Regions from separate parts of the Homo sapiens genome. Here region 2 is linked to region 1. Evidence: read pairs that join two places in POLR2A ChIA-PET (ENCODE). Cell type or tissue: B cell. All regions are shown on one strand. Each heading gives the region's core, and the rest is flanking DNA. Links, peaks and the distances in the headings are about the cores only.

Region 1 (10,133 bases), core at 966-8,965:
AGTAAAAATATTAACAGCAAGCTTCCCAGCTTCGAAATCAACAAAAACCAATTGTTTCCTCTATACCACAATAATCTATTAGAATTTTAAATTTTTTTAATTTAAAAAACTATAACGGCCAGCGTGGTGGCTTACGCCTCTAATCCCAGCACTTTGAGAGGCCGAGGCAGACGGATCACCTGAGGTCAGGAGTTTGAGATCAGCCTGACCAACATGGTGAAACCCCATCTGTACTAAAAATACAAAAATTAGCCAGGTGTGGTGGCGCATGCCTGTAATCCCAGCTACTGGGGAGGCTGAGCCAGGAGAATCGCTTGAACCCAGGTGGCAGAGGCTGAAGTGAGCCAAGACCGCGCCATTGTACTCCAGCCTGGGCAACAAGAGCAAACTCTGTCTCAAAAAACAAAAAAAAGAAAGAAAATTGACAAATTATTCGCATGTGAAACATACAAGGAGCTCTTGCAAATCAACAAAAAGATGGTAAACCATTTAGAAAAAAAAAAAGAGGACAAAATATATGACCAGACAATTTACAAAAGGCGAAATCTGAAAAGCTGACAAGTATAAAATGAGGCTTATCGCAAAGATCGACTTCCCTGGTGATCAGAGAAAATGACACAACACTGAAGTACCACTTTAAAACCATCTCACTGGCAAAAAATATCTCCACAAAGCACGGATGAGATTGTGGGGGAAAGAAACTCTCACGACTGTGGGTGGGGGAGTAAGTGGGGCAGCCACGCTGGGAAGCGATCTGGAGGTGCTTCGTGAAAGAAGGACCACTATCTGGCTGGATCCAGCAAGGCTTTTCCTGGATACTGGTAAGGGACGTGTGTAAGAACGTTCCTAGCAGTGCTGTGCATGGAGGGGCTTGGGGGAGGGGGGTCAGATACCACCGAGGGTGACCAGCCCCAGGGAAATGGACGTGTGAGCTAGGGTGCTGCTACGGACTGAACTGTGTTGTCCACCCCCCTCAAATTCATACATTGAAGCCCCAGCCTCCAATATGATGGTACTTGGAGGTGTGGCCTTTGGAAGGTCGTAAGGATGAGATGAGGTCACTAGGGTAAAGCCCTCATGATGGGATTAGTGTACTTAAAACAAGAGATACCAGAGAGCTGGCTTGCCTGCCTGCGCACACTCTCTGCTATGTGGCAACACAGCAAAAACGAGGCCATCTGCAAGCCAGGAAAAGGGCCCGCACCAGGAACCACGTTGGCCCGTACCCGGATCATGGACTTTCCAGCCTCCAGAACTATGAGAGATAAATATGTGTTGTGTAAATATGTGAAGCCACCCCATCTATGGTATTCTGTTACGGCAGTCTGGACAGATTAACACAGGTCAATTCTGAAGGTGGATTTTTTTTTTTTGAGACAGCGTTTTACTTTTGTTGCCAAAGCTGGAGTGCAATGGCACAATCTCGGCTCACTGCAACCTCTACCTCCCAGGTTCAAGCGATTCTCCTGTCTCAGCCTTCCAAGTAACTAGGACTACAGGCATGCGCCACCAAGCCCTGCTAATTTTTTGTATTTTAGTAGAGACGGGGGTTTCACCATGTTGGTCAGGCTGGTCTTGAACTCCTGATCTCAGGTGATCCACCCACCTCGGCCTCCCAAGGTGCTGGGATAACAGGCGTGAGCTACCGCGCCTGGCCCTGAAGATGGATTTCAATACGGCTGTCATAACAAACAAAATTCACAGGGAATGACATAGACAACAAGATCTCAAAAATTGTGGTGAGTGAGCCCAGGTGAGGTGGCTCACGCCTGTAATCCCAGCACTTTGGGAGGCTGAGGTGGGTTGATCACCTGAGATCAGGAGTTCAAGACCAGCCTAGCCAACATGGTGAAAGCCCGTCTCTACTAAACATATAAAAATTAGCCGGGCATGGTGGCAGGCGCCTGTAGTCCCAGCTACTCAGGAGGCTGGGGCAAGAGAATCACTTAAATCCAGGAGGCGTAGGTTGCAGTGAGCCGAGATTGTGCCACTGCACTCCAGCCTGGGCGACAGAGCGAGACTCTGTGTCATTTAAAAAAAAAAAAAAATGTGACGAGTGAAAAGGAAGGAGAAAAAGATTTAGGGCACAGTGCCACACTTATGAATTAAAACCACGTATACACACAAAATAGGCCACATATTTTACAAGTTTGCATCCATATAAAGGCATAATTAATAGAGTAGAATGAGGAAAGGGGGCTGAAAATGAGAACGGACCATAAAGGCAGGCAGAAAACAAGGATTTTGTTTTTCTTGCACGTGGTGTAGAAATGGGAATGTTAAAACCCTTATAATTTGACTTGAGAATTTTGGTATCCTTTTTTTTTTTTTTTTTTTTTTTTTTTTTTGACAGGGTCTCGTTCTGTCACCCAGGCTGGAATGCAGTGTCACGATCATGGCTCCCTGCACCTTCGACCTCCCGGCTTCAAGTGATCCTCCCACCTCAGCCTCCTGAGTAGCTGGGAACACAGGTGTGCGTCACCATGATGCCCAGCTACTTTTGGATTTTTTTTGTAGAGAGGGTCTCACTATGTTGCCCAGGCTGGTCTTGAACTCCTGGGCTCAAGCAATCCACCCGCCTCAGCCTCCCAAAGTCCTGGGATTACAGGCATGAGCCACTCCACCCAGCCAGATTTCAGTAACTTTAACATGATAGAACAACTGGCAAGATGTTCTTAAACATTTAAAATTATAGTGAACTGAGTTGAAATTGAGCTCGTTTCTATCCACAGAGGAGGTAAGATTCACTCATCTGAGTTGACAGACTCACTGAGATACACATACACAACTAAAAAAAGATTTGGTATTTCACTGTAACGTATGGAACCCGCCAATTTCATTCACAATTTACGCCAGCTTCTAATTATACTTTAGTGAATATTAACCATTGTAATTGCTTAATGTTTTATTGGTGGGATCTAACGTATTGAGGGACATCTGGCTTGGCAAATGGAATTCTGCTGCCTTTAGAAAACAGAGCTTAGAGGACATATGTCCTCCTCACACTCTCAAATATACCTGCACCCCGGACAAGTGCATCTCAAAGATGTCACTGTAAGTCCATGCCAAGCCAAAGCCGTGCACGGCAAGTTGCTACGACCTGGATTTTCATTATAGTGGCTTGTTTCAGAATGCTCTTCCATCTCCAAATAACACAATGGCCAACTACAAAGGATGAGGAAATTTGACTTTCCCAGGCCACAGAAAAATGGGGACGGGGCACTGCAGGACTGACTCACTCAGAGCCATCGAGGGCCCAGGTTCCTTCCATCTTTCTGCCCCATGTCCTCTGCGATTTTTACTCTGTCTCCCCTGCCCCCCACCGCACCCATGCTGGGATGATGGTAGCAGGTGGGGGCAGCCTCTTCTCCCACAGGCATGTCTCCAGGCAGACAACGGGCACTCCCGGTTTCTCCAGCCAAAACAAAGTGTAATGCCCACTGGCCGTGGGGAAGGAACAGCCAGGATTCTTTTTTTTTTTTTTTTTTTTTTGAGAAGGAGTCTCGCTGCTCTCAGAGCCTTGGCCAGGCTGGTCTCGAACTCCTGACCTCAGGTGATGCACCCGCCTTGGCCTCCCAAAGTGTTGGGATTACAGGCATGAGCCACTGCGCCTGGCCAAGGATTGATTTAGACAACCCTCAGGCTTCATAGTCCAGTGAAGGGGGTCCCTTGTTGCTGAGCAAGGAGGGCAGGTGGGGTTGGGGGAAGGGAGGACCGCGGGGGCAACCAACTCTCATCCCAAACTGCACAACAGCCATTTTTTTTGTAGAGATGGGGTCTCACTGTATTGCCCAGGGTGGTTTCAAACTCCTGGGCTCAAGCGATCCACCTGCCTGAGCACAAAATCACTTTGTGCACAGCAGTGGTTCGCAGGGGAGCACCTGCACCCCAGGAGAAATCTGAGGAAGAGACAGCATGACACCCAAGGCAGAAGAGAGAGAGATGGAACGGGCTGGGTGTTAAAAGCAGCATTCTGGAGAACAAACGGGACTTACACATAAGAGGCCAAAATGCAACAATGCAGGGAGGTAGCGACGGCTAATGGCTACAAAAAAATAGAATCAATGAATAAGGCCTAGTATTTGACAGCACAACAGGGTGACTATAGTCGATCATAATTTAATCGTACATTTTAAAGTAACTAAAAGCAACTGGGCGCGGTGGCTCGCGCCTGTAATCCCAGCACTTTGGGAGGCCAGGTGGGTGGGTCACCTGAGGTCAGGAATTCGAGACCAGCTTGGCCAACATGGTGAAACCTCGTCTCTACTAAAAATACAAAAATTAGCCAGGCATGGCAGCTGTAGTCCCAGCTACTCAGGAGGCTGAGGCAGGAGAATCGCTTGAACCCGGGAGATGGAGATTGCAGTGAGCCAAGATCGCGCCATTGCACTCCAGCCTGGGCAACAACAGTGAAACTCCAACTCAAAATAAACAAACAAATAAAATAACTAAAAGTGTATAATTGGACTGTTGGCAACACAAAGAATAAATCTGTGATGGATGGATACCCCATTCTCCACAATGTGATTATTATGAATTGCATGCCTGTATCAAAACATCTCATGTACCCCATAAATATACGCACCCACAAAAATAAAAAAATAAATAAATAAAATACAACAGACTCAAAAAGCAAAGCCCAGAGTGACTACATATGACCTGGCAATTGCACCTAAGAAAATGGAAAACTGCATTCATACAAACATTTGTACACGAATGTTCACAGCAGCGTTATTCACAATGGCCAAAAAAGTGGAAACAGCTCGAATGTTTACTAGCTGATGAAAGGATACACAAAACCTGGTATGCCCATACCAGGGAATATTATTCAGCCATAAAAAAGAATGCGGCCCAGACAGGTGCATGAGTCAATGTGGGTGAGCCCCGCAAACACTGTGCTACGTGAGAGAAGCCACAGCACGAAGGTCACGTAATCCATGATTCCCGAGACGCATGGAGGCAGAGAATAGATGCAGAGAATAGATGAATGGTTACGGGGTGCCGGGGGTACAGGAGGGAGGACAAATGGTAACTGCTGACAGGTATGGGAGTTTCTTGTCGGGGTGTTGGAAACGTTTTGGAACTAGATCGTGGTGATGGCTGCACGACATTGTGAGTATACCAAACACCTATGGATTTTAAACTTTATTTATTTATTTATTTATTTATTTATTTATTTATGACACAGAGTCTCGCTCTGTCACCCAGGCTGGAGTGCAGTGGCGAGATCTTGGCTCACCGCAACCTCTGCCTCCCGGGTTCAAGAGATTCTCCTGCCTCAGCCTCCTGAGTAGCTGGGATTACAAGCGCTCACCACACCTGGCTAATTTTTGTATTTTTAGTAGGGACAGGGTTTTGCCATGTTGGCCAGGCTGATCTCAAACTTCTGGCTTCAAGTGGTCTGCCCGCTTCAGCATCCCAAAGTGCTGGGATTACAGGCCTGGCCAGAATTTTAAACTTTGGAAAGGTAAATGTTACATTATATGAATTTTAGCTTTAAAAAAAAGTTACGGGACGGAGGTATTGTATCAAAAGAACTGCTCTCTGCACCAGGGCAACAAGCGGCACGTTTAGAACAGAAAAAAAATTTCTTTTCAAGAGTACTCTGCACCTTCTTGGTCCTCTCTAAAAAAAGGAACTTTTTAAAACTCACTGTGCATGCAAATGTTTTCAGTCTTGCTCTTTCTTTAAAAATAGAAAATAAGGCTGGGCGTGGTGGCTCATGCCTGTAATCCCAGCATTTGGGAGGCCAAGGCAGGTAGATCACCTGAGGTCAGGAGTTCCAGACCAGCCTGGGCAACATGGCGAAACCCCATCTCTACTAAAAATACAAAAATTAGCTGGGCGTGGTGGCGGGTGTCTGTAGTCCCAGCTACTCGGGAGGCTGAGGCGGGAGAATCGCTTGAACCCAGGAGGCGGAGGTTGCAGTGGGCTGAGATAGTGCCACTGCACTCCAGCCTGGGCAACAGAGGGAGACTCCATCTCAAAAAAAAAAAAAAAAAAAAAAAAAAGAAACAATCAGCTTTTCAAATAAATAAGAGGCCTCTCTCTGAAACAGAACACTAGGCACTAAAGGCCATCCCTGGGCACCGCCCTGTGGATTCCACTTCCAGATTCTTCCCTGGAAGAATCGTGACAACAGAAGTCTGGGGATAAGGAAAGGCACGTGGCTGCACAGGGTAGGACAGGATCAGAGGGGCCGGCCCAGCACCCCACCTACTCGGTACTCGTGTGAACACTGTGCGTCCCATTCTAGGACAGACTCTGCACCCCCCGTTAGAAGGAGATGCCAAGTGCCCTGATTTGGGGGGGAAAATTGCAGTGAAGATTTCTTAGCAAAATCGCCTCCTCCTAACACAGAATAAAACCAGTCTGCAAAAAGGATGCAGACTTCCTGGGAAGGCGAAAACCTGAGAGCTCTGTTTTAGGGTCTGATGCCGCAGTGTACAGGTCCCAGAGCCCTGGACTTGGCCTCCTGGAAATACTACAGCACAGTAATGGTTTTTAACCTGACATCCATCTTCTGCTCTCCCACGCCCCGAGGTGACTGTCGCACTTTCTCCCTTCTCCATAAGCTTGCTTTTGGATTCTTTTTTTTTTTTTTTTTTTTTTTTAAGAGACAGAGTCTTCCTCTTGCTCTGTCACCCAGGCTGGAGTGGAATGGCACTGTCATACGTCACTGCAGCTTCCAACTCCTGGGCTCAAGCGATCCTCCTGCCTCAGCCTCCTGAGCAGCCAGGATCACAGGTGTGCACCATCACGCTCAGCTAATTTCTTTCTTTTTTTTTTTTCTGTAGAGACAGGGTCTCACTGTTGCCCATGCTGGTCTTGAACAACTGGGCTCAAGCAATCCTTCCGCCTTGACCTCCTAAAGTATTGGTATCACAGGTGTGAGCCACCATGCTGGGCTAATTTCTTTTCTTTTCTTTTTTTTTTTCTGTAGAGATGGGGTCTCACTGTGCTGCCCAGGCTGGTCTTGAACTCCTGGGCTCTCAAGTGATCCTCCTGCCTCAGCCTCCCAAAGTGTTGGTATTACAGGTGTAAGCCACTGTACCTGGCTTGCCTTTCCGATCCTTGAACGCTTCACGTTCAGTCGAACGCACCCTCCTCCCTTTTTCTCAGGAAAATACATGAATCAGAGAAGAATGCTCTCAGGGAACCAGCCCCGAAGTTACTTTCCCAGCAAGACTTCTCTTTAACCTGCAGACAAGTCCAAGCCCTCCCACCCCTAAGCAGCTCCTCCCTGCACACCACCTCCCTCTCCGGCCCCTCCCTGCATGGCCATGGCGCTGCTCCTGGTAAGATGGGGACCAGAGGCACCGGAGCAGGCCACAGGACAGCCAGCTGACCCCCTGTGCAGCCGCTCCGACGCGCCCAGAAGTGGCAGTCCTAGTACCAAGCAGACAGGAGCCCCCCAGCAGTAGGTACCTGCCTTGCCACCAGGTATCACTATAATTAGTCATTGTCATTGAAGCTGAATGCAATTAATTACATAATTTTGAAAGGTTCGGGTTTATTTCCATTAGAATTACATCATGAAACCAGGGAATTACAAAGGATTACAGACAGAAAGCAAATAGGGATGAATAAAGGAACTCCAAGCCAACTCCCCGCGTGAGTCACGTCCAACGCCGAAGTGTGGGTCCTGTCGCCCCACTTGTGTTTGATAAACCTGTGGGGACTGACTGGGTGGACGTCTGCACGAAGCCCGCCCCTGAAGGTGCCAGCCCCCTGCACCGCAGGTGCTGGGGACACAGTGGGCTCGCTGGATGTGCCATGTCGGTGGGGGACACTGATGACCACACCCTCCACAGGCTGTTCCCTGCCCCTGCTGTTCCCCAACCTCAGTTTTTCGCACCCCTCTGGATGCCTGTGGAAATGCCACTCACCCAGCCCCATCTCTCCCATCACCCCTCAGTGGTCCCTGCCTGAAATGCCAGGGCCAGGCACACTGAGTCTGGCACGGCCACAGCCTGGCATCCTCTCACTGGGCCATGACCACCACACCCTCCTGGTTCCATTATCACCCCTCCCTCCTCACTCTAGCCCGCCTTCCATGTGGGGCTTCCAGAAGGATCCTCTAAGACACACCCCAACAACTGAACCATCCCTCTTCAGTTTAAAAATCGGGGCTAGGCATGGCAGCTCAGGCCTGGAATCCCAGCACTTTCGGAGGCTAAGGCAGGAGGATCGCCTGAGGCCAGGAGTTCAAGACCAGCCTGGGCAACACAGTGAGACCCCCCCATCTCTACAAAAAATACAAAAAAGTTAGCCTGGCATGGTGGCGCATGCCTGTAATTCCAGCTACTCGGGAACCTGAGGTGGGAGGATAGCTTGAGCCCGGGAGGTCAAAGCTGCAGTGAGCTATAATCACACCACTGTACTGGAGCCTGGGCGACAGAGCGAGACTCTGTCTCTAAATAATAATAATAATAATAATAAAGTTATTTCTCAGGGCCTTCAGAAGACAGAAGTGACTCTGTGGGGCTTTGTGTATCAGTCCTGCTCCGTCTGTTCCCAGGCCACTGGGCACTCACTTATTCCTTGCCTTTGTCTTCCATCCCCCTTGCAAGAATGTCAGTTCCGGCCAGGCATGGTGGCTCACGGCTGTAATCCCAGCACTTTGGGAGGCTGACGTGGGTGGATCACCTGAGGTCAGGAGTTCGAGACCAGCCAGGCCAACATGGCAAAACCCCGCCTCTACTAAAAATACAGAAAATTAGCCCGGCGTGGTGGTGCACACCTGTAATCCCAACCATTCAGGAGGCTGAGACAGGAGAATCACTTGAACCCAGGAAGCAGAGGTTGCAGTGAGCCGAGATTGCACCACTGCACTTTAGCCTGGACGACAAAGCAAGACTCCATCTCGAAAAAAAAAAAAGAATGTCAGTTCCTTAAGGGCAAGGATTCCCTACTGTCTGGTCACTCAATCCCTATGCTAGAATGCTGCCCGGCACACAGGAGACACTCAATAAATGCTCAACAACAGCCTAAGGAAGTCTTTGGAGCAAGACAGCCAGAGTCCATCTTCCCAAACCCCTGCCCTGTTCACACAGCAGACACACCCAACCCGCTGCCATTGGACACCTCGCGATACCCCAATGTGTCCTGCATTCTCTGACCAACCAGCAGGCCAGAAGTATATTTCTTTGGGTAACCCAGGGGCTTGAACAGGATCCATTCGAGTCATCAGGTACCATGGAGTGTGCTCAGAACACGAATGGATGCACGGCCCCAACAACCTATGAAAAAAATGAATCACCCCAAAACACACGGAACTGCCAACAACTTCACTCGAATGTGCTGTGTTATTTCTGAGACCAGGGCACATTTTTGCATATTTTGTCTTTAAATTTATAAATTTTTAACAAAACAAAGTGCATCATTATAAAAAAATCAGGCAGGCAAGAGTTATCTGGGCCAGGCGTGGTGGCTCACGCTTATATAATCCCGGCACTTTGGGAGGCTGAGGCAGGAGGATCACTTGAGCCTAGGAGTTTGAGACCAGCCTGGCCAACATACTAAGACCCTGTTTGTATAAAAATATGTAAAAAAAATTAGCCAGGCATGGTGGGGCACACCTGTGGTCCCAGCTACAAAGGAGGCTGAGGCAGGAGGATCACTTGAGCCTGGGAGTTCGCGGTTGCAGAGAGCTATGATCCCACCACTGCAGTCCACAACAGATCAAGACCCTGTCTCAAAACAACAACAACAAAAGCATCTGAATCCAGAGTGGCCCAAAACCTCAGTTTTCCAGTCCAATGATAATTCCCCGAGGAAAAGAAGCTAAGATCTCAGGGATGTCGCTGTGACCAGGCTGTTTCAGGCCAGTCGGCCACTGGTACATGTCTTATGAAATCAGTCTCTTAGAAAACACACGCCCAACATCCCATGTAGCTCAGAACAGAAGCCTGCGTGGTGGGTGCTGCCCCGACCATGTCAGGGGATCTGCATGGATTTGAGTGCGGTATCACTGCAGGGGCTACATCAACCAGTTTCCCAGGGGCTTGGAGAGTGGGGATCTGGTCTTGACCGTCACAGGGTTAAGTACAGGTATCAGTATCTACGGGCAATTCACTCCCCAGCACCCAGGGGCATAGCCCCAGCATCTCAGAGGAAAGTCTTGTAAAGAG
Region 2 (10,133 bases), core at 842-8,841, 160 kb after region 1:
ATTTATTTTTGAGACTGAGTCTCGCTCTGTCGCCCAGGCTGGAGTGCAGTGGCGCGATCTCGGCTCAGTGCAACTCCGCCTCCCAGGTTCATGCCATTCTCCTGCCTCAGCCTCCGGAGTAGCTGGGACTACAGGCTCCCGCCAACACGCCCGGCTAATTTTTTGTATTTTTAGTAGAGACGGGGTTTCACTGTGTTAGCCAAGATGGTCTCGATCTCCTGACCTTGTGATCCCCCCGCCTATTTATTTATTTTTGAGACAGGGTCTCTCTCTGTTGCCAGGCTGGACTGCAGTGGTGTGATCACAGCTCACTGCAGCCTCCAATTCCTGGGCTCAAGGGATCCTCTCGCCTCAGCCTCTCAAGTAGCTGGGACCACAGGCACGCACCACCATGTTTAGCTAATTTTTTAATTTTAATTTTTATAGCGATGGGGTTCTACCTATGTTTCCCAGGCTGGTCTTGAACTCCTTGGGCTCAAGTGATCCTCCCACCTCGGCCTTCCAAAGTGCTGGGATTACAGGCATGAGCCACCATGCCCGGATGTCCAGCCTTCTTGCTCTTTAAAATATTTTTTTTTTTTGAGACAGAGTCTTTCTCTGTCACCCAGGCTGGAGTGCTGTGGCTTGAGCATAGCTCACTGCAGCCTCAAACTCCTGGGCTCAAGCGATCCTCCTGCCTCAGCCTCCAGAGTAGCTGGGCTATACTATAGATGCTCACCACCATGCTTAGCTAATTTAATTTTTTTTTTTTTGAGACAAGGGTCTTTCTGTGTTCTCCAGGCTGGTCTCAGACTCCTAGCCTCAAGTGATCCTCCCACCTCAGCCTCCCAAAGTGCTGCAAGAATGAGCCACCTTGCCCAATCCCAGTTCTTTACAAAGTGATTTCCTGCCCATCCTTGGCTTGAGTCCTTCATTGGTCAGCATTTAAAAATTGAGACTGATATTAGTGTCAAAAGACAGGTAGGGAAACTGAGGCATGGGGAGGAAAATGATGTACCTGAGGATGCACAGAAATTGCTGGGCGAGTTGGGCCAAAACGTGGAGCCCTGGATAGTGCCCTTTCGCTGGATTCCTGGATGAGGAGTCTGGGGACATCTCTTGTCTTTATCGAGTGACCTCCTCTGAATGGTTTTGTATTTTATTTTATTTTTTGAGACGGAGTCTCACTCTGTCGCCCAGGCTGGAGTGCAGTGACACTATCTTGGCTCTCTGCAACCTCCACCTCCCAGGTTCAAGTGATTCTCCTGCCTCAGCCTCTCGAGTAGCTGGGATTACAGGTGTGCACCACCACACCTGGCTAATTTTTGTATTTTTAGTAGAGGCGTGGTTTCACCATGTTGGCCAGGCTGATCTTGAGCTCCTGACCTCAAGTGATCTGTCTGCCTCGGCCTCCCAAAGTCCTGGGATTGCAGGTGTGAGCCACCGCGCCTGGCCTCTGAATGGTTTTAGATTTCACCATGTGTGAGCATAGGGATGATGGTGATATATAAATATACGTAACATATTTTAAAGACAACATAGAAGTTTGTTTCTCTTGCATATAATAGTCTGATGACAAACAATCCAGGGCTTCCACGGCAGCTCCACAATCTCAAGGAACCATTTTCCGTTTTCCTTGTATCTTGCTGGGTTTTCTTGTCTTGCTCAGTAGGTGACTTCTATCTTTGGGTCCAATATGGCTGCTTCAGCTCCCGCCATCGCTTCTGTAACCCACCCAGTGGCAAGGGGGAAAGAGGAAAAGTGTGTGCCTTTCCTTTTCCCCCACCCCCTAGTTTAAAAAAATCAGATGGACTGGATGCGGTGGCTGATGCCTGTAATGCCAGCACTTTGGGAGGCCAAGGCAGGTGGATCACCTGAGGTCAGGAGTTCGAGATCAGCCTGGCCAACATGGCGAAGCCCCATCTCTACTAAAAATGCAAAAAATTAGCTGGGCATGGTGGTGCACGCCTGTAATCCCAGCTACTCAGGAGGCCGAGGCAGGAGAATCGCTTGAACCCAGGAGGTGGAGGTTACAGTGAGCGGAGATCACACCATTGCACTCCAGCCTGGGCAACAAGAGCTAAACTCCATCTCAGGAAAAAAAAAAAAAAATTCAGATGATGCAGCCTGGGCAGCATGGTGAGACTCCATCTCTACTAAAAATACAAAAAAATTAGCCAGGCATGGAGGTACTTACCTGTAGTCCCAGCTGCTCAGCAGGCTGAGGCGGGAGGATTGCTTGAGCCAGGGAGGTCAAGGCTGCAGTGAGCTATGATCGTGCCACTGCACTCCAGCCTGAGTGACAGAGGAACACCTTGTCTCAAACCAAACCAAACAAAACAAACCCAAAAAACAACCATCAGATGAAGATATTTTAGAGAAGAGATTAAGGCTCAGAGAGGTTAAGTGCTTTGTGCAATGTCACACAGCATGTGAATGACAAGGCTGGGCCTCTTGGGTCTGCTGACCCTAGGACTTAGCTTGAGCTATGTGTGCTGTTTTCAGGAGAAGCTATGGCCGTATACAGGGCACAGGGATGGGGAGGGGGGCTGTACCCAGTGTTCCCCCCACCCCCGAGCAGACAGAGAAATCCATCTGGGGCCTCCACTCCTGGGAGCCGGGCCAGGAATTTTCCCCACAGCCTAGGAGAGGTCACATTAGTAATCTGCCTGTCCTTCCCTTCTCTTCCCAGGAGCTTTAAGATGCTGGGAAAATAGGAATGACTTAGTAATGAGTTACTTTAATTGGATTTTCCCCCAGTATTGGTATGCAGAGGTTATCGTTGAATGATTTACTGAGTAGCCCATGCCAGAGTTCAGCTGTGGTGCAGGCGTGTGTGTATGTGTGTGTGCATGTGCGTGCCTGGTGTGAGTGCACAGACACGCACTTCTGTACAGATATATGTCTGTGTGCATGCGTGTGTATCCTGCACTTTCAGAAGGGCCTCAAACAGCTCTTTATCCAGTGGGCACTTCTGCCTCCACCCCTCTGTCCCCGCCTCCCGCAGGAGGGAAGCCAGGAGGGGGACGGCTGGCAACGGGGCACAGCGAGGAGCTGTGTCTGGGATGGTGTGTGTTGTCACTGGCAGCCAGTCATATGAGTCACCGGCCAAATTAACTCAAGTTTCCTTTGGGGAAAAATGTAATCAGTTATTGCATTCTGGTTCATTTTAGCAAATTAACTCGTTCAGTTTTTTATTTTTATTTCTTTTTAATTTTGGGGGTGGCAGTGGTGGCTACAGCTGGGGAGGGGGTTGGTGGAGGCCTGAGTGAGTGGAGGCAGCTGTGTGTGCATGTGTGTGTGAGTGTGTGCGTGTGTTCACGTGTGTCTGCGCACGTGTGTGCACACATGTGTCCGTGTGTGCGTGTATGCATGTGTGTGTTTGTGTGTGCATGTGTGTCCACGTGTGTGTGCGTGCGTGTGTGTGTGCATGTGCGTGTGTCTGCACGTGTGAGTGTGTAAAGGCCCTAAGGGTACTCGAGGACCGGCTTCCAGAGAAGGTGGGTCAGGGCCGAGCCTAGGACAGGGGCTGCTGTCCTGGGGCCCGACATGACCTCATGTCCTGCTCAGACCTGCAGGTGGAAACACCCCTTTGAAGAAGGACTTTGCTGCCCACAAAGCATATTCCCTCGACACTCTTGTGCCCACTAACCAGGAGGGCATGGTAGCTGGGCTGTGCCCAAGTGAGGGGGGCTCCTGGGGCCTGAGTGGGCCTCGTGGGACATATTGCCTCCTCGCCACAAGGCGCCGGTCTGGAAGATTCCACCAGGCCTGTCTGTGTGTGAATGATCCCACTGTTGTGGTTCCCAAGGCACCGATGGGCTCAGTCCTCCAGCCTGGGGTTTTTATGTTTGCTCTTGCATTTCATTCTTACTTCTAGCCCTAAGGTAGGTACCGCAAACCCTGTTTTACCCCCTGAGCATGGGAATCTCACCCAAGTTCACACAGTGACCCCGGGCCCTGCTCCCTTCGCCTCTCAGTAGGGCCCTGTATCTTCCCCGCCTCAAATGGTTGGGGGTACAAAAGGCATTTTATTTTATTTTATTTTTGAGAAGGGGTTTGGCTCTCTTTGCCCAGGCCGGAGTTCAATGGCATGATCTCGGCTCACTGCAACCTCTGCCTCCTGGGTTCAAGCAATTCTCCTGCCTCAGCCTCCTGAGTAGCTGGGATTATAGGTGTGCACCACCACGCCCAGCTAAATGTTTTTGTATTTTTAGTAGAGATGGGGTTTCGTCATGTTGGCCAGGCTGGTCTCGAACTCCTGGCCTCAGGTGATCTGCCCACCTTGGCCTCCCAAAGTGTTGGGATTACAGGCATGAGCCATTGCTCCCGGCCAGCATTTGATCTTAAAGAGTTGGCTAGGTGCCAGGGCTCATGTCTGTAACCCCAATGCTATGGGAGGCCGAGGTGGGAGGATCAGTTGAGGCTGGGAGTTCAAGACCAGCCTGGGCAACATTGTGAGACCCCATCCCTAGAGAAAATTTAAAAAATTAGCCATATGTGGTGGCACATGCCTGTAGCGTAGTCTCAGCTACTCGGGAGGCTGAGGCGGGAGGATCGTTTGAGCCCAGGAATTTGAGGCTGCAGTGAGCTATGATAGCGCCACTGCATTCCAGCCTGGGCAGCAATCAAGACCCCTGCCTCTGTGAAAAATAAAAAGAGCTAGGTGTGGTGGCACACACCTGTAGTCCCAGTTACTCGGGAGGCTGAGGCAGGAGGATTGCTTGAGCCCAGGAGTTGGAAGCTGCAGTGAGCTATCATGGTCCACTGCACTCCAGCCTGGATGACAGGTTGAGACCCTGTCTCTTAAAAAATGATCATAATAAAATAAAATAAAGAGCCATACCAAGCCAATGAGCCTGAGGGTGGCCAGTGGTTCCGATCCTGGGGGCTTCCCTTGGGTGGTGGTGAGGGACTGTGGCCTTGTGGGCCTCCCCGCCGACCAGGCGATGTCTGCTTCTGGTTGGGGTCTTGGTGCACTTTTTCTCTCCTGGAAGGTCCCCTCCTCTCTCTGTATCAGGCCCCATCCAGGCCCTTAGCAGCCTAACTTCTGCCTTCCCTGAGAGCCTTCGAGACCTTCCCTAGCTCATGCGCCCTCCCCGCAACTTCTCCCACCTTTCCATGCCCCACTCCGCCGTGCCCTGGTCCTGCTGACCGTGGCTGCTAGATTGGGATCCACTGTGGGGAAGGAGAAGAGCCCCAGCCTGCATGTAGGGTGGTATGGGCCACCCCACTGGAGTCATGAGTCTGAGCAGGGGGTCTGTGGGATGGGGGCCGGGGCAGGTGGTGCTGTGTTCATTTTGAACACGACAGTGCCAGGAAGACCCCACCAGCGCCCTGTCCTTCCTTGGTTTGTCCCCAGATACCACACAGCCCCCAGACAGCTGGGCTGGGCCTTGATCCCAGAAGTGTCTTCTGAGTCTCCTGAGCCCTTCGGCCCAGCGCCCAGCGGCTTTCATTTCTGCTGGTGATTCACTGACCTCAGTGCTGCCACGGTATTGCCTTGGGACAGTCTCTCTCCAGCTGGGACCTGGGATTCCCACGCCTTAGGTGGGAACAATAGTAGGGAATAGTTTAAATAAATTAAAGTTCATTCATACTGTCCTACAGGGATATATACATATGTATGTGTATAGATATTTATGCATATGTAACCGTCCATCCACACACATGGACGCCAATGGTAATTGGAGTACCTCTGGGTCATGGAGTTACCAGTGATTTCTATTTTGTTTCTTTTTCTCTCTCTCTTTTCTTGGAGACAGGGTCCCACTCTGTCGCCCAAGCTGAAGTGCAGTGGTACAAACTCAGCTCACTGCAGCCTCAAACTCCTGGCCTCAAGCAATCCTCCCACCTTAGCCTCCCAAGTAGCTAGGACCACAGGCACTTACCACCACACCCGGCTAATTATTAAAATTGTTTTTGTGGAGAAGGGGTCTTGCTATGTTGCCCAGGCTGGTCTCAAACTCCTGAGCTCAAGTGATCCTCCCATCTCAGCCTCCCCAGTAGCTGGGACTACAGGCGTGCTCTGCCACGCCTGGTTCATTTTTCTATATTTTGTAGAGATGGCTGGAGACGGAGGTCTTGCTGTGTTGTCCAGGCTGGTCTCAAACTCACGGGCTCAAGCGAGCCTCCCATCTCAGCCTCCCCAGCAGCTTGGACTACAGGTGCACTCCGCCATGCCTGACTCATGTTTCTATATTTTGTAGAGATGGTTGGAGCGGGGAGGTCTTGCTGTGGTGCCCAGGCTGGTCTTGAACTCCTGGGCTCAAGCAATCCTCCTGTCTTGGTCTCCCAAAGTGCTAGGATGACAGGCATGAGTCACCGTCCCCGGCTGAGACCATTTCCTCTTGTGCTTCCACATCACGGGGCTGGCAGCTTTGGTGATGATGAGATGGTGCCTCGTAGAAGATTGTGATGCTGTTGACATTGGACACCCATACTTTGGAGCGGACTTCACCTGTGTCTGCTGTGGTGGCGTCCTCCATGAGGTGGGCAGTGTGGCCAACCCTTGAGGGTCCTAGTAGCTCAGGGGGCTGCAGTGCCTTACAACAGGAGAGGGAGAGCCTCAGGGGCCCACTGCAGCCAAGCTGGAGTTTCCAGGGCATCTGTGAGTCCTCCCTGGGTTCCTGGCATAACCTGGGAGGATCTGGGAGGGAACACAGGGACCTCCTCCTGCAGAACTGCGGGCTTTCAGGGGCACAAGCCCGGCCTGAGGATTGGATGGGGGAGGAAGATACATCTGCACACATGCGCACGCACACCATGGCAGGGTGGGGCTGAAACCGCCCAAGGGGTTCACCTTGCCCTCTCTAGATAGAGCCGATTCATCAAGACAGGTAATTGCAATAGAGAAAGAGTAATTCACGCAGAGCCGGCTGTGCCGGAGACCGGAGTTTTATTATTACTCAAATTAGTCTCCCTGAGCATTTGGGGAGCAGAGTTTTTAAGGACAACTTGGTGGGTGAGGGGAAGCCAGTGAGCCAGGAGTGCTGATTGGTCAGGGATAAAATCAAAGGGAGTGGAAGCTGTCTTCTTGTACATGTTTATACTCTGTTTTAATTACATGCAAATGAAGAGGTGGAGTATTCAGAAATTTATAGAAAGGGGGTGGTAACTTCCGGATGTTGTAGCAAAGGGAAACTGACATGGTGCTGGTGGGCGTGTCTTATGGAGAGGGGCTTTGCTGCTGCTTCCCTGTTTCAGCCAGTCCTCAATCTGGTCCTAAGTCAAGCCCCACCTCCTACCTCATATCTACATACATATTACAAAATCAATATAGGGCTGAGCACGGTGGCTCACGCCTGTAATCCCAGCAGTTTGGGAGACCGAGGTGAGCAGCTCACCTGAGGCCAGGAGTTCGAGACCAGCATGGTCAACACAGTGAAACCCTGTCTCTACTAAAAATACAAAAATTAGCTGGGGAGTGAGTCTGCTCACCCAATAGCCTCTGGGAAGCCCTTCTCAACTCGCTCTCTCATGACAAGCCCTACCCCTGTTATAAAGGGGGGATAACAGATTTTTTTTTAACCGTCTGGTTGTGACTGTTGTTTGGCATTTGATGGAGATTTCCTAAGAAACCAGGGAGGCCCTGGGTTGTGCAAACCTGGCAGTTTGCTGGGTCTGGGGCCTCTCTGGGCTGTCCCTCCAGGCGAGGCTGGGGCCAGGGGATGGGGCCAGGTGACTTCCTATGACCTCACCTAGCCCAGACATTATTTTCTCTCCCTCTAGATGGTTTTCCCAATCGCCGGGTGAATCTGAGTGAGACTGTCTATTCTTTCGACGACTACCTTTCAACTCAAGTTATGGTTTTATAAATAATATATATGGCAAGTCGGTGCTGGGGAAAGGACGTTCATTCCGCTCTGAAATATTTATGGCCTGGAGTGTCTGCTTACTTTTCCTTGGAGTCATTTTTTAGCACGGCCTGTTGGAGAGTACGACAGCCCAGGGCATCTTCTGAGGCCACTGCATCAAGAGCCCTTCCAGGCGGGCTGCAGGGTTTATTCATCCTGCGGATGTCAGGGGTGGAGGGAGATGGCAGCTCTGCCCGGGGATCACTCCCAAACCCAGAACTCCTAAATTATATCAGGGAGGGCTCTGAGCCGGTGACAAGAATCAGCGCCGCTGCCTTTGAAACAGATGTCACTTTCCAGCATGCAGTTTGAATAATAACATGCACTCCTCCGGCCTTCTCAGATAGGAACTATCCTGTGAGGTGGGCATTATAACCCTCATTTTGCAAATGGGGAAACTGAGGTTCAGAGAGGTTAAGAAATGCCTCAAGGTCATGCCGTCACCAAGTAGGAGAGCCTGGATTGTCACCCAGCCGGGCAGACCCCTCATCTCAATCTTTTCTGCTACACTAAGCTGCTGCCCACCCTGGCCCCATCACTCAGTGGTAGCTAGGGGCCAGAAAATGGATTTAAATTATTTTTTTTATTTTTTTGAGATGGAGTTTTGCTCTTGTTGCCCAGGCTGGAGTGCAATGACATGATCTTGGCTCGCTGTAACTTCCGCCTCCCGGGTTCAAGTGATTCTCCTGCCTCAGCCTCCCAAGTATCTGGGATTATAGGCATGCACCACCATGCCCAGCAAATTTTTGTATTTGTAGTAGAGACGGGGTTTTGCCTTGTTGGCCAGGCTGGTCTCGAACTCCTGGCCTTGCGATCCACCCACATTGTCCTCCCAAAGTGCTGGGATTACAGGCGTGAGCCACCACGTCCGGCTGGATTTATTTTTATTTTATTAATATTTCATTTTATTTTATTTGAGACAGTGTCTCACTCTGTTGCTCAGGCTGGAGCACAGTGGTGTGATCGCAGCTCACTGCATCCTTGACCTGCTGGGCTCAAGTGATCCTCCTGCCTCAGCCTCCTAAATAGCTGGGACTACAGACGTGCACCACCACGCCCAGCTAATTTTTATTTTTATTTTTTGTAGAGATGCGGTTTTGCCATGCTGCCCAGACTGGTCTTAAATTCCTAGGCTCAAGTGATCCTCCTGCCTTGGCCTCCCAAAGTGCTGGGTTTACCAGTGTGAACTACTGCACCCAGCCAGAGAATGGATTCAGATCAGCTTCCATTGCAGTGTCTGCCTGTTTGCAATTGTTTGAACTTCAGAGGAGTGGAATCTGGGGGAGAACAGGCTACACTGAACATCTGGGCTGAAATCCCAATCCCAAGGCAATGGTTATATTCCTGGATGTGCAGAAGGGGGTCGGATGAGAGTCTGAAGCATGGTGGTGCTGGGAGGGCCCATAGAGTCATCTTGTCTGACTTTCTGTGATCCAGGTAGGAGATTAAGACTCTGATAAGGGAGGAACCTGCCCAAGAGTATGAAGGTAGCTGGAGCTCCTTGATCATAATGGTGGCTCTTGGAGTCCAGCCATCTGGTCAACCTCTCTGTCTCCATAAACCCCCTTTCTTCCAGAAGAAAACCAAGACTTGGGAGGGGAGGAGCTTGTTTAGAGTTCCTGGGTGGATGGATAGAGAGCTGTGCATGTCCTTGGTCTGGCTGGAAATCCACGAAAGAGTTCAATCATTTGGAGGCTGTGGCTTGAGGAAAAAAATTGTGGATCTTTCTGAACTAGCTGAAAAACAGAGTGGGCTATAGTCAATACTGTATATGTGTATATATATATATTATATATGTTTATAAAGATAAATTCATATTTATATTATATTTTATGACATATTTATAATATAATTATATAATACAAATAAATATATAATATAAATATAAATATGATATAAATATATTTGCAATAGGGTCTTTGTTGCCCAGGCTGGAGTGCAGTGGTGTGATCATAGCTCCCTGCAGCCTCGACCTCCTGGAGTCAAATGATCCTCCCACCTCAGCCTCCTGAGTAGCTGGGGCTATTGGTGTGCACTAACACGCCAATCTTTTTTATAGAGATGGGTTCTTGCCATGTTGCCCAGGCTGGTCTGGAACCCCTGGCCTCAAGAGATCCTCCTGCCTCAGCCTCCCAAAGCATTTGGATTACAGGCCTGTTATCAAATATGCAGATATTGAATCAGTGATTTGGATTGAATACTGAGGACGGGAATATCTTGCACTGTTTCTCCACCTGGAAGGATCATTTCCTATAGGAAAGATAGTTGGTGAGCACAGGGGCTGAGTCATCTCTGTGG

What was found. Peaks named below come from ENCODE experiments on the same cell type or tissue, not always from the same donor. Only the 100,000 strongest peaks of a DNase experiment are listed, where the experiment ranks them.
Region 2: POLR2A ChIA-PET joins it to region 1 with 10 read pairs; 3 of 35 experiments call an interaction of 5 or more read pairs at or near these places.

What each region holds. Positions count from the first base shown.
Region 1 is chr7:101,830,044-101,840,176 of GRCh38, reverse strand. All of the region lies in intron 1 of CUX1 (cut like homeobox 1), which reads right to left. Among named protein-coding and RNA genes, the nearest start is that of CUX1, 17 kb to the right of the region's middle. RefSeq lists an enhancer at 7,748-8,389. In B cell, for the core only: no CTCF peak of the experiment used is centred there; no DNase peak of the experiment used is centred there; H3K27ac peaks cover 653 bases.
Region 2 is chr7:101,674,185-101,684,317 of GRCh38, reverse strand. No RefSeq gene overlaps it. Among named protein-coding and RNA genes, the nearest start is that of MYL10, 50 kb to the right of the region's middle. RefSeq lists enhancers at 2,844-3,352, 3,353-3,868. In B cell, for the core only: no CTCF peak of the experiment used is centred there; no DNase peak of the experiment used is centred there.